Linked DNA regions of Homo sapiens: region 1 is linked to region 2. A link is a contact called in ENCODE Hi-C data. All regions are on one chromosome and are shown on one strand. The core of a region is the stretch at or near the end of the contact, and the rest is flanking DNA. Distances in the headings are between cores, read along the strand shown.

Region 1 (5,358 bases), core at 1,846-4,345, 900 kb before region 2:
TGTACTACTTACAGGACAAGAGAATAAGCCCCTGAAGAAGTACAAGCTGCAGGAGCTCAAAGCTGCATTTGTGTTCCTATCGCAGCAGGATTCACACTGTACTGGAACTGTTGCCTCATTATCTGTCTCTGGAACAAACTGTGAACCAGTCAAGGGTAGTCACTCTTATTTATCTTCACATTCCCAACAGCCAGTAGTGCCAGGCAAGGAGCAGAGGCTTCTAAACAACAATGGAGGCAGATTTCTTAATCCCTAAAATGTTCAGCTTCCCACATATGAGAGGTAAGCAGAAATAACGCATGTGTATGCACACAGACTAGTTTTACAATGCATCGTGCAGCACTGCAAACTAAAAAGGAGTCCATGAATAGATGTGTCTAAGGTCAGTTAACTGCTATTCAGCTCTTCCTGGGTCACTCAGTTCAATTACAAAAGCTTTGGTGTTCATTTAATTCATCCTGTGCAATCACATTACTGAAGCAACTCTCAAAATTACTCTTCATAAAACTAGAAGAAACACACAATAGATGGTTTATTAGGATCTTTTCCTTTTAGTGAAACATTTTAGGTCACTGATGACAGAAAAGCCCGGTGCTAGATAGCTGGGCTAACTTGAACCATATCCCTAGTACAGGCAAGTTGCCTGGGTTCCAGTCCTGGCTCTGTCACTTTATGGTGTATAATTCTAAGCAAATTACTTCTCTGCTCCTTAGTTATTTAAATAGAGAATGTACTTCAAGACTATTGGGAGGATTGAGTGAGTTAATATATGTAAAGCATTTAGAAGAGTCCCTGGCACATAAAATCCATGAAACAGGCATTTGCTATTGTTTTTATGCTTTGCACATAAAATGAAGGGGATGGATTAGATTCCTTCCAGTTCCAAGTCTAGGAGTCACCTTGGGAGTAAAGCTACATTAGGCACAGGTCACATACAAGAGAGTAGTATATAAATATGCTCTGATGATCATTAAAGACCTTCTTAAAGTCAGCTTCCATTCTGCACAACAGCACCATCAAGAGCCCTCTTAAGGGTGATGGCCAAGTCTCAAAAGCAATGACAAATAAACTTCCTATATTAAAAGGAACATATTAAATAAGAATGATAATATCTCTAAACCTCCTCTGCCACATACAAGTTCAAAGTTATACACCATGTAGATATGACAATGTTAACTCTAAAGCACCTTGAAGATCACCTGCTCCCTCCCTGTCTCTCATTCTGTAGATGTTCTGTAGATTAGGAAACTGAGCCAGCTACAGGGTGGAGATGAAGAGACTCACCCACATCACATCCTAAGTGAGCGTGAGAGCCAGAATTAGAACCCAGGTCTCCTGACTTGCTCTACAGTCCTGTCTACTTCCTCACAGCTGGGCAAATCCTTTAAGCCACTCACAAACAGTGTATATTCCTTTATGTTAGAGCTGGAAATTAAGAATATGATCTGTTTGTGAGGACAACATCAAGAATCAGTTAGTATAATCACTGTAACCTGGCTTAGGCATCACCATGTAGGTTAGAAAAGCAGGATATTTCTGTGCACCTCAGTTTCCATAAGTGCAAGGCAAACAGAGATCCTTGTTCAAAGTGATCATTTAAAATCTCACATTGCTATCTTCAGATTCCACACAACAGATATGAACATGGACAAAATGCCTTCTACCAAGGGCTTTAGTCTGATTAAAATGCCAGGAGTCTACAGCCATATAAAAAAGGGAGGCCTTGAAAAAGTCGTCCAGAGGATGCAAACTTACCAAAAAACAAAACAAACAAACAAAAAACACACACACAGCTTGCTTCCAGTTCCTTACTTATCTACACTAGGAGGATCACAAAAAATGAACAAAAGACACCTATGCATACAGCCCTTCGGACTTATTCTGAACTGTCGATGTAGGTAAATCCATACAAGGATCATCCTGGGAAGTATTATTCACTTAGAAGAAAAAGGGAAGGAACCCCAAAAGAGAGGGGAAAGTGTGAAACGAAAATAGGTTAATCTTATTCTAAGTTTTCAAGAGTTGAGACACTAGGAAATAAAGGCACTTATTTAAATAAACCCGGGATGCTGAACCAGGAGTGTAGGTACGAAGCTGGAGAAATGTTAAACAAAGGAGAACAAAAGACCCCTGGGGAAAGATGTGCTGAATTATGAACTAATGTCATCCTGCACTCATTTGCTATATTTACACACCAGTTTTCATCTGCAGAGCTCAAAGGACTTGACTCTCATCTCGAGTGTGCTAATGAAGTTCCCTTGTGCGACAAATGGGGCAGGTACTGTATTTTTCTCTTCACTAATGGGAAAACGGTGCCAAAAGGAGGCCTGGTACCGCCGGAAAAGAGATCCAGGCCCTCTGCCTCTCATTCTGGCTGGCACAAGTCTCATCACATCATTAGGAGTAGCAGTAATAAGACTGACTCATTATCTGTACCGGACATTGTCTGCTGACAACTTTACAGGTATTTCTCATTGACTTCTCCTAACAACCCTATGAAGCAGGCACAATTATTATTCCTATTTTACAGACGACAAAACTAAGGCACAATAAGGTGGTTTTCCTGAGGCACTCAGCTACTACATGGAATCAAAGTTTAGATCTCGCAGACTCAGTTGCAGCTGAGCTTGCAGGGGGGTCACGACATCAAGACTCCGGCCGCGGGGCTCTCTCCCCTGTTCCACAGCTCTGCCCCGGCTCAGGACTCAGGGCCCGGCCCGCCCCCTCCTCAGCCCGAGAGAACCCGGTGGGAGGCGCCGCGAGGGGGCCGGGCGCACTCCCGCGGCTGCCCGGCCGGGGGCGCGGCCTCCACTCCGGGGCTGGAGGGGCCTCCTCGGCCTCACCCCTGCGGGCGAGGGGCACCGGAGCGGCGGGAGGTACCTGGGGGCTGTCCTGCAACGCCTCCTCTAGCAGGAGCTTGTCCACGGCGGGCATGGTGCGGCGCGGCTCAGCCGAGGGCTGGGTTGGAAGGACAGAGGGCAGGAGACGCGGCGGCCGAGAGCACTCCCCGGCTCTGGGCTCAGGCGACGCGGCGGCCACTCCGTGCCCGCGGCGGCCCCGCGCGCGTCCACGCCTGGCCAGTGGCCGCCGCCGCCTGCCCGCCGGCCCAGCCCCCGGCCGAGCCGGATCAACAGGAAGTGTGGCGCGCCCGGCAGGGAAACCGGAAGTGTGGTGAGCTCCGGTCCCGACACCGGAAATGTGGCGCCCGCGCTTCCGCCTGCGCTCGCCGGCTCGCGGGGAGCGGGGGGCTCTGGGTGCCAGTCCCGTTGCTGAGGGAACCCTTCGGGTGTTTGTTCTCTGTGCTGAAGGTCCGTCAAGTCAATGCATATGAAGTCCAAAAGAGGAACTCGAGGGTAGAAAGATAAGGTTTTATCTGCTTATGGCTACCCAGAAAGCCTTTTGAGTTGAAGGAGCGAACAGATTTTTTCTTTTAATGGAAGGAAAAACCCACACTTCCCACACCACTTTTTCTAGATAAATTTCGACGCCCCTGAAACAGCTCTGAGAGCAAAGAGGTCGCCTATGCTATGGGAACAAAGAAAAGAGGAGAAAAGCTGGATAACTGACTCGTCTGTGATAATCAGAAATAACCACTTTGGAAACCACAGCTATTTGATGTGGTCATAATTAGGTCTCGTCCTCCTGGTTTATGTTTTGTGATTTTGGAGAATTTCATAATCAAATGTTTAGAATTGGAAGGGCTAGATAATCTAGGTTCCAGTGTTGTCATTTAGAGATGAGAAAATGGGACCCAGAGAAATAAGTGGTCTGCCCAGGGTCAGTTAGTAAACGCCAGAGGAAGAAAAGAAGGAAGGGAGAGGGATGGAAGAAGACTGGCAAGTGGAACGTGACACCTTTTTACACGGAAGGCAAGGGTTTCTGAAGTTCCTTCTTTAGAAGTTAATAAGACTGGCCGGGCGTGGTGGTTCACGCCTGTAATCCCAGCACTTTGGGAGGCCGAGATGGGTGGATCACGAGGTCAGGAGTTCAAGACCAGTCTGGCCAAGATGCTGAAACCCCGTCTCTACTAAAAATACAAAAATTAGCCGGGCGTGGTGGCATGCGCCTGTAATCCCAGCTACTCGGGAGGCTGAGGCAGAAGAATCACTTGAACCCGGGAGGCAGAGGTTTCAGTGAGCCGAGAGGGCACCACTGCACTCCAGCCTGGGCAACAGAGCAAGACTCCGTCTCAAAAAAAAAAAAAAAAATCATGCAGTATGTGTGTCACCAAAATCAACAGAGGGGATATGGTAATATATAAATTCTGCATTCTGCAGAGACCTCTTAGGTATATCAAGACCCAATCTGCATTGCTGACACCTCTGACAGTCTAGTATAGTAGCATGCTGCCTGATCACTTGAAAACTCCAAGGCCATTATTCCCTTGGTCTGGCCAGCGCCAACCTGACCTGAACCATTTTATGGCCTCCATCTACCATATTTTCCTCCACAGTATTCTTTCTTCCCTATTCTTTCTTGCCTCCACCATACTCTTGTCTTCCCTATAGGTGGAATCATGCTCACACCATATTTCTTCCCTTTCCTCTATTTTATACCGCCTGCCATTCAGTTCATTTTACCTCATCCAGTGTCCCAGACTCTCTTCTCACTGAAATCTAATTCCTCACGGCCAGACTCATGCTCTTCCTTCATCCTGATTGCGAGAACAGTACAAGGATAGTATTATACCCAGGGAAATAAATGTGCACATTTTAATTTGAAAATATGCATTACAAGAAGTTAGTGCCCTCAGAACCCTTGAAAGGGCTCAGACAGCCCCTTGGGAATCACAGCATTTTTCATGTACCACCTCATCTTCTAATTAAAGTTACTTTTCTTCAAATACTAGTATTCAACATTCAAAAATTGTTTAAGCTATCCCATTACTTTTCTGCATTTTCTTGCTACATTATGGGCTAAACAGCCTTAGTGGGATTTCTTGGAACTTAAGAACTGTTTACAACATTGTTTCTATGGGAAAATCTATCCCAAATTCAAAACAACTAAGTTACAAAAGTAGATCTGGAAATACAACACATGCATAAATGGTTTTAATTTATCTCATTTGTTAATTCATCCAATCATTCATTCATGTATTAAATATAGACTGCTCAGTGTTAAGCACTGTCTCCCACTTGTTTGATTCTCATTTAAATTCTGAAGGCAAATATCCTCTCCTTTGATAATCTGTGAGAAACTACATAAGAGGAATTTTTATGTCAACATGAACATTTAAAAATGTTTCATTAAAGAGTATATATCTGTTCCTATTAAACTATTATGCAGGTGGATTTTAGAAATCCACCCCACTGTCTCTGAAATCCCTGGTCAGCTGTGAAGTTGGTGACAGGAAGTATA
Region 2 (5,510 bases), core at 372-2,871:
AAACACCCCCAAAAGTGCACACAAGGAGTCCCATAATCAGTTTCTGACTTTGGCCCTAAATCGATTAGAATACATCTGATCTGCTTCAAATCAAAGAACCATGTTAATTTTCTGCCACACACCACACAAAATCTTTCTGCAACAGTCAGTCACTTTGAACCCAACTCTCTAGCCACAAGCAGTGTGGATTTCAAGGGCCTGTTCTGCAGAAGTGAAAATAACAACAAACCAAGGCTGGGACAAGGCAGACAGACCCCAAGGCACTCAAAGCACTCCTTGGAGCTGTGCAAATGGTGCCAGGACCCTGGCAGGGTGTCAGCTGTCACAAGAGCAGCGGGGCCAGACCCCTTCAGCGGTTTGGTAGCCCTGCAACCAGGAGCTGAAACACAACTGAGCCTGCTGCAACTAAGCACAGCTATCTCTGTAGCTACCCATGCCCTGGACATTTCGGTCCTCCCAAAGCCATGATGCAAACTGTTAGAATCCTCAGGCTTGCAGTAGTCTTTATTTTTGCTCCCTAACCTTGTCTCAAAAACAGGCAAGAGTCGCCCTCCCTTGCAGTCACAGCAGTATCAGGGCGATGCAGAGTCTGAGTGGGAGGATGCAGAGCAAGGAGCTGCGGGCAGATGGGTGGAAGGGGGTAGGGACACCTACAAAACACCGGACTTGAGGGGCTAGCTCCTAGCTGGGAATGTGGTTCTTTGGAGAGTTGTGGAAATAAGACGTTTCGGGGCATGGTCTAAATGAGTGCCTGCGAGGGAGAGAGACCCCGGCCGTCCCAACGCTGCAAAGTGTTTGCAAATCTAAAACATTCCTTTGCTGCTAGGATTAAATTTTTAAAAACAAACCAAAAAATAAAATAAAATATGTGCAGACAGGATGTAACAAGTGTTTCAGGACAGAGACACGCCTGAGTCACGGGGTGCTGGAGAAAGAGTGAGGAGTCTGTCTCGGGGCTTCCCAATGAGCCCCCTCTCTGTCAAGAGAGCCCCAGGGCGCACAGACCCCCGCCTCGCACGCCCTCAGTCCCCGGCCGCGTCCACCCAGCGCCCCCCGCACCCTCCAGGATTGCCCCACTCACCACTCGGCCAGAAAACCTCTCGGTGGCCCGCTTGACTTTGCCGTAGGTGCCTTTGCCCAGGGTCTCCTGCAGCTCGTAGCGGTGCTTCAAGTTGTGCTTGTGGTGATGCCGCTTCACCCCGTGCGGCTTCCTGGGCTCCAGGGCTGCAGTCGCCCCCGCCACCGCCTCTCGGGGAGAGCCCGGCGCCCCCAGCCCCAAGTCGGGGCGGTCCCCCGCCACAGGCGCGGCGGCCCCTTCCATGTCCAAGCGCGGGGCGAGCCGGGCTACAGAGGGCAAGACCGGGCACAGCGCTGGGATGTCGGGGTCCCCACCGAGGGAAGCCGCTGTACGCTCAAGGTCGCCCCCGCAGCATCAGGGAGGCGGCCCGATACCGCTCGGACTGCGGCTCGGTCACTGGCGGCGGCGGGGACTGCACATCTGGCGCCCGCGGCGCGCACGGTCCGCGCACCGCCCCCCGGCCGCGGCGAGCTGTGGAGCGTCGGGCGAGGTGGCGGCGGTGGCAGGGGAGGCGGTGGTGTTTGCAGGAGGGAGGGGAGAGGGTGGCTCGCAGCGCAGGAGGGGGAGTGTTATGTGGGGCGCCGCGCCCCCCAACCCCTCCCCGGGAGGACGCGCAGACGGGGCGGGGGCGGCGCTCGCGCGGCCCCAGGGGAGGGGGAGCGAGGGGCGGTGCAGCCAGGGCTTCCCCCACCTCCCTGCAGCCACCCGGGGCCGGGGCCGCCGTGAGCTGGGAGGGGGATGGGAGCGTGTCGCGACTCGCCCTTTGTGCGGCGCGGCGTAGGCCACGGCGGCGGCGGCGGCGGCGGCCAGGAGTGCTTTGTCCTCGCTGGGCCGGAAGGGACCGGGAAATTCCAAGCCGGGCGCCCCCTCCCCGGGCGCTCTCGGGCTCGCCAGTCGCAGCTACCGCGGGCCCTCCGCCGCCTCGGGCTCCGGGGCCGGTCGCTCGGCCTGGATTCCTGCTGGCGCCGGGGCGGCGGTTGCGGCTGGCCGAGCCCCGGGGCCGGGGAAGAAAGAGCGCCGCGAGCCGGGGGCCGCCGGGACCTGCTCGCGATACGGCCGGGGCCGCCGCGGGCCTGGGCGCCCCTTCATTTTCTTGTAGGTGTCGCCGCAGCCTGGCGGCCGGAGCTGGGGGAGGGGGCAGGGAGGCCTGGTGTTCGGTTACAGGCGGTGACTCACGGACCTTGCCCGCCCGAGGCTGGCACCCCGCGGGGCAGAGCTGCGCCCGCCTGGGGCAACTCCGAGTCCAGGAGAACCCCAAGAGCGGCGCTTTGGCCCCGGCCCCCGCGCCCTCTCCGAAGAAAGGAGAGTCAGGGACGGAGGGAGGCCGGGAGGCTGAACCCCGGGCCCGCCGTCGAACCGCCGGCCCTCCGACACCATCTGGACCCCGGCGGGGACAGCCGCCTGGAAGGGGAGGAAGGCCAGGGACGTGGAAGAGATGGGGCTCTAAAGGCGCCGGGACGGAGCTGGCTCCCCAGAGGCGCCCACCCTGCCAGCGAAGGCCGCCATCGGAGGTGGGCAAACCAGGGACCTGGGGTGGACCAGGACCCCGGGCCTGCTGAGCAACCCGTTTGCTGAGCAGGAGGCGATTTGCAGGCCTCTTGCCTCCTTAGGCCTTGGGAGATTTCCTTTCACTGAAAGGGCCAGATCCTGGCGATGGTGACAGGAACGGTACCCCGCACGGTAAGGGTCAGGCAGGAAGGGCCTCCCACCGCGGCGTGGCTGCCGCCGTTCTAAGAAGAGACCATGAAAAATAAGGAAGAAGGCTAGAGAAAAAGAGGTCTTAGGGAAATTTTTTTTTTTAACAAGTGGTGCAATGTACCAGACTAGGGTGGGAAGAGTGAAGGCTGAAGAAGGTCTGGTGTTCTGCAGATCGCATGGCGGTTCTTTTCCACCAGTGGACCTCACTGGGGCCTCCTCTGCAGCTCTCAGGTGCAGCCCTTCCTCTACATTCCCGCCGCCTTCATTCCTGTCTACCCCTGGTCACCTTACCCCGGACTCCAGCAACAGCCCGCTCTCCCCAACCCTCCCCGGGAGCCTCCTCACTGCTGCCAGAGTAATGGCCTGAAACACTGCCCTCATCCTCCACACGTGTCTCTGCTGTACTCTGACGCGTGATATTCTTACCTGTCCAAACTTTCCTTCTACTGATATTTCACACAAACTTCCCTGCCCCTTCTTCCCTTCCCCAGGAGCAATGACAGAACACAGACACAAAGGCGCATCATGCCTATTCAATTCCTATTCTGTCCACCGCATTTGCAGGGCCTCCCTGCCACCCACCCCCATCCTGAAACTGTTCTGCTTCTATACAGTTTGTGGACGTTGTGCCTATAGATCCCACAGTCAGGATGAGTGGCATGCAGGTTGAGTCCTGGCTTCCCAGAGGATTGGCTGTGTGGCCTTGGTCAAATGACATAACCTCTCAGAGCTTCGGTTTTCTCTTAAGATATGGATTTAGCAGATCTATTGTAGAGATAAACACATTGTGTCTACAGTAGTATTTTAAAATATTTTCTACTTCTTCCCCTCCCCTGCGATGTGGTAGAAATCCACTACCCCATCCTCTTGAAGTTAGATGAGACCATCGGACTTGCTTAGGCCAATGGAATGAGAGCAGAAGTGATTGTGTTGCTTTCACTTGGAACCTTTAGGAGCCAGTGAGCAAATCCCCATGTCTTCTTTTTCCTATCTTGACAATCATGGTGGTACAAAGTTGGAGCCTCCCCAAGCCAGCCTGAGTCTCTGTGTAAAGATGGCAGAAAATCCCAGCCAATCTGCATTGGAAAAGTAGTGTCAGCAAATATTAAACTTTATTTATGTTAAGTCAGTGGGATTTGTTAAAGCAGCATAACCTGGCTTATTCTGGCTGATAGTGTTACTCCCAGATATGTGGGACTTCATCAGTATCTATTGAATCAACAGCATCATCTACCATAGGCTGGTACTGTTTTATGACAGTAAACCCTCCTCTGTAAAGTAGCTGTTTACAATCCCTATTTTCAATTGAAGAAACCGTATCAGAAAGGTTAAGTAATTTCCCAGAGGTTACACAGTTTGTAAATGGCAGGACCAGGATTTAAACCCTACCTGTCCAGTTCCAAAGCTCCCCCTTCTCCTTTCATATATGCCATGCTCCGTCTCCTTAAATGGGAAGGATGAAAAACACCCAGTACAATGCCTAGCACACAGTCATGCCCAGGCACTGGGAGTTCCTCTCCAGACTGAATTCCTACCACGTTTATAATTGGAACCACACTTCAGCACAATGCTATCAGGCATTGTGTGTGAATGTTTTCACATCGATAAAGCATTTTCTCCAACAAGAGCCCAGGCTCCTTGATTAAGAGCTTCAGATCTAGAGGCAGAGTGACTAGGTTCAAATCCCTGTTCCACCTCTTATGATCATCTTGGATAATTGTTTTCCCCCTCTATGCCTCAGTTCTCTAATCTGCAAAGTGGCGATGGTAACTTTCATGTGCGTCTGTGTGAAGAGACCACCAAACAGGCTTTGTGTGAGCAATAAAGCTTTTAATCACCTGGGTGCAGGCGGGCTGAGTCCAAAAAGAGAGTCAGCAAAGGGAGATAGGGGTGGGGCCGTTTTATAAGATTTGGGTAGGTAAAGGAAAATTACAGTCAAAGAAAGGGGGGTTGTTCTCTGGCGGGCAGGGGTGGGGGTCGTGAGGTGCTCAGTGGGGGAGCTTTTTGAGCCAGGATGAGCCAGGAAGAGCCAGGAAAAGGACTTTCACAAGGTAATGTCATCACTTAAGGCAAGGGCCGGCCATTTTCACTTCTTTTGTGGTGGAATGTCATCAGTTAAGGCAGGGCAGGGCATTTTCACTTCTTTTCTGATTCTTCAGTTACTTCAGGCCATCTGGGCGTATACGTGCAAGTCACAGGGGATGCGATGGCTTGGCTTGGGCACAGAGGCCTGACAGTAACAATGTATGTGGTATTAGCAATTACGCCAATAACACATCCCACAGGGTTGGTATGAGGATTAAGGGCTAGACTATATCCACTCAATAAATCGTGGATATTAATACGATACTTTTCATCTTCCATAGCTCCTACTAGAATTTGGAGCCTTTTTTTTTTTGCGATGGAATTTCACTCTTGTCACCCAGGCTGGAGTGCAATGGCACGATCTTGGCTCACTGCAACCTCCGCCTCCCTAGTTCAAGCAATTCCCCTGCCTCAGCCTCCCAAGTACCTGGAATTACAGGCATGTGCCACCACGCCCAGCTAATTTTTTTGTATTTTCAATAGAGACGAGGTTTCACCATGTCGGTCAGGCTGGTCTCAAACTCCTGACCACAGGTGACCCACCTGCCTAGGCCTCCCAAAGTGCTGGGATTACAGGAATGAGCCACCGTGCCTGGCCTGGGGCAATTTTAAGCAGTTTAATCATACTGCTTGGTTAGACTCTGATTTC

What was found. Hi-C counts contacts between places; a loop is a spot of excess contacts on that map. Pooled maps may share reads with other maps.
Region 1: a map of chondrocyte shows a loop between it and region 2 (3-fold over the local background). The contact joins the promoter of APPL2 here to the promoter of NUAK1 in region 2. A Hi-C loop is called at or near these places in 1 of 168 maps with a recorded cell type or tissue (chondrocyte) and 7 of 50 pooled maps.

What each region holds. Positions count from the first base shown.
Region 1 is chr12:105,233,079-105,238,436 of GRCh38, forward strand. APPL2 (adaptor protein, phosphotyrosine interacting with PH domain and leucine zipper 2) reads right to left here and starts at 3,096. Exons shown (of 21, transcript NM_018171.5): 1 at 2,881-3,096. The coding sequence starts at 2,934. RefSeq lists silencers at 2,675-2,924, 2,975-3,114 and an enhancer at 2,979-3,479.
Region 2 is chr12:106,137,333-106,142,842 of GRCh38, forward strand. It overlaps NUAK1 (NUAK family kinase 1), which reads right to left and starts at 1,622. Exons shown (of 7, transcript NM_014840.3): 1 at 1,082-1,622. The coding sequence starts at 1,321. RefSeq lists enhancers at 51-552, 2,944-3,563.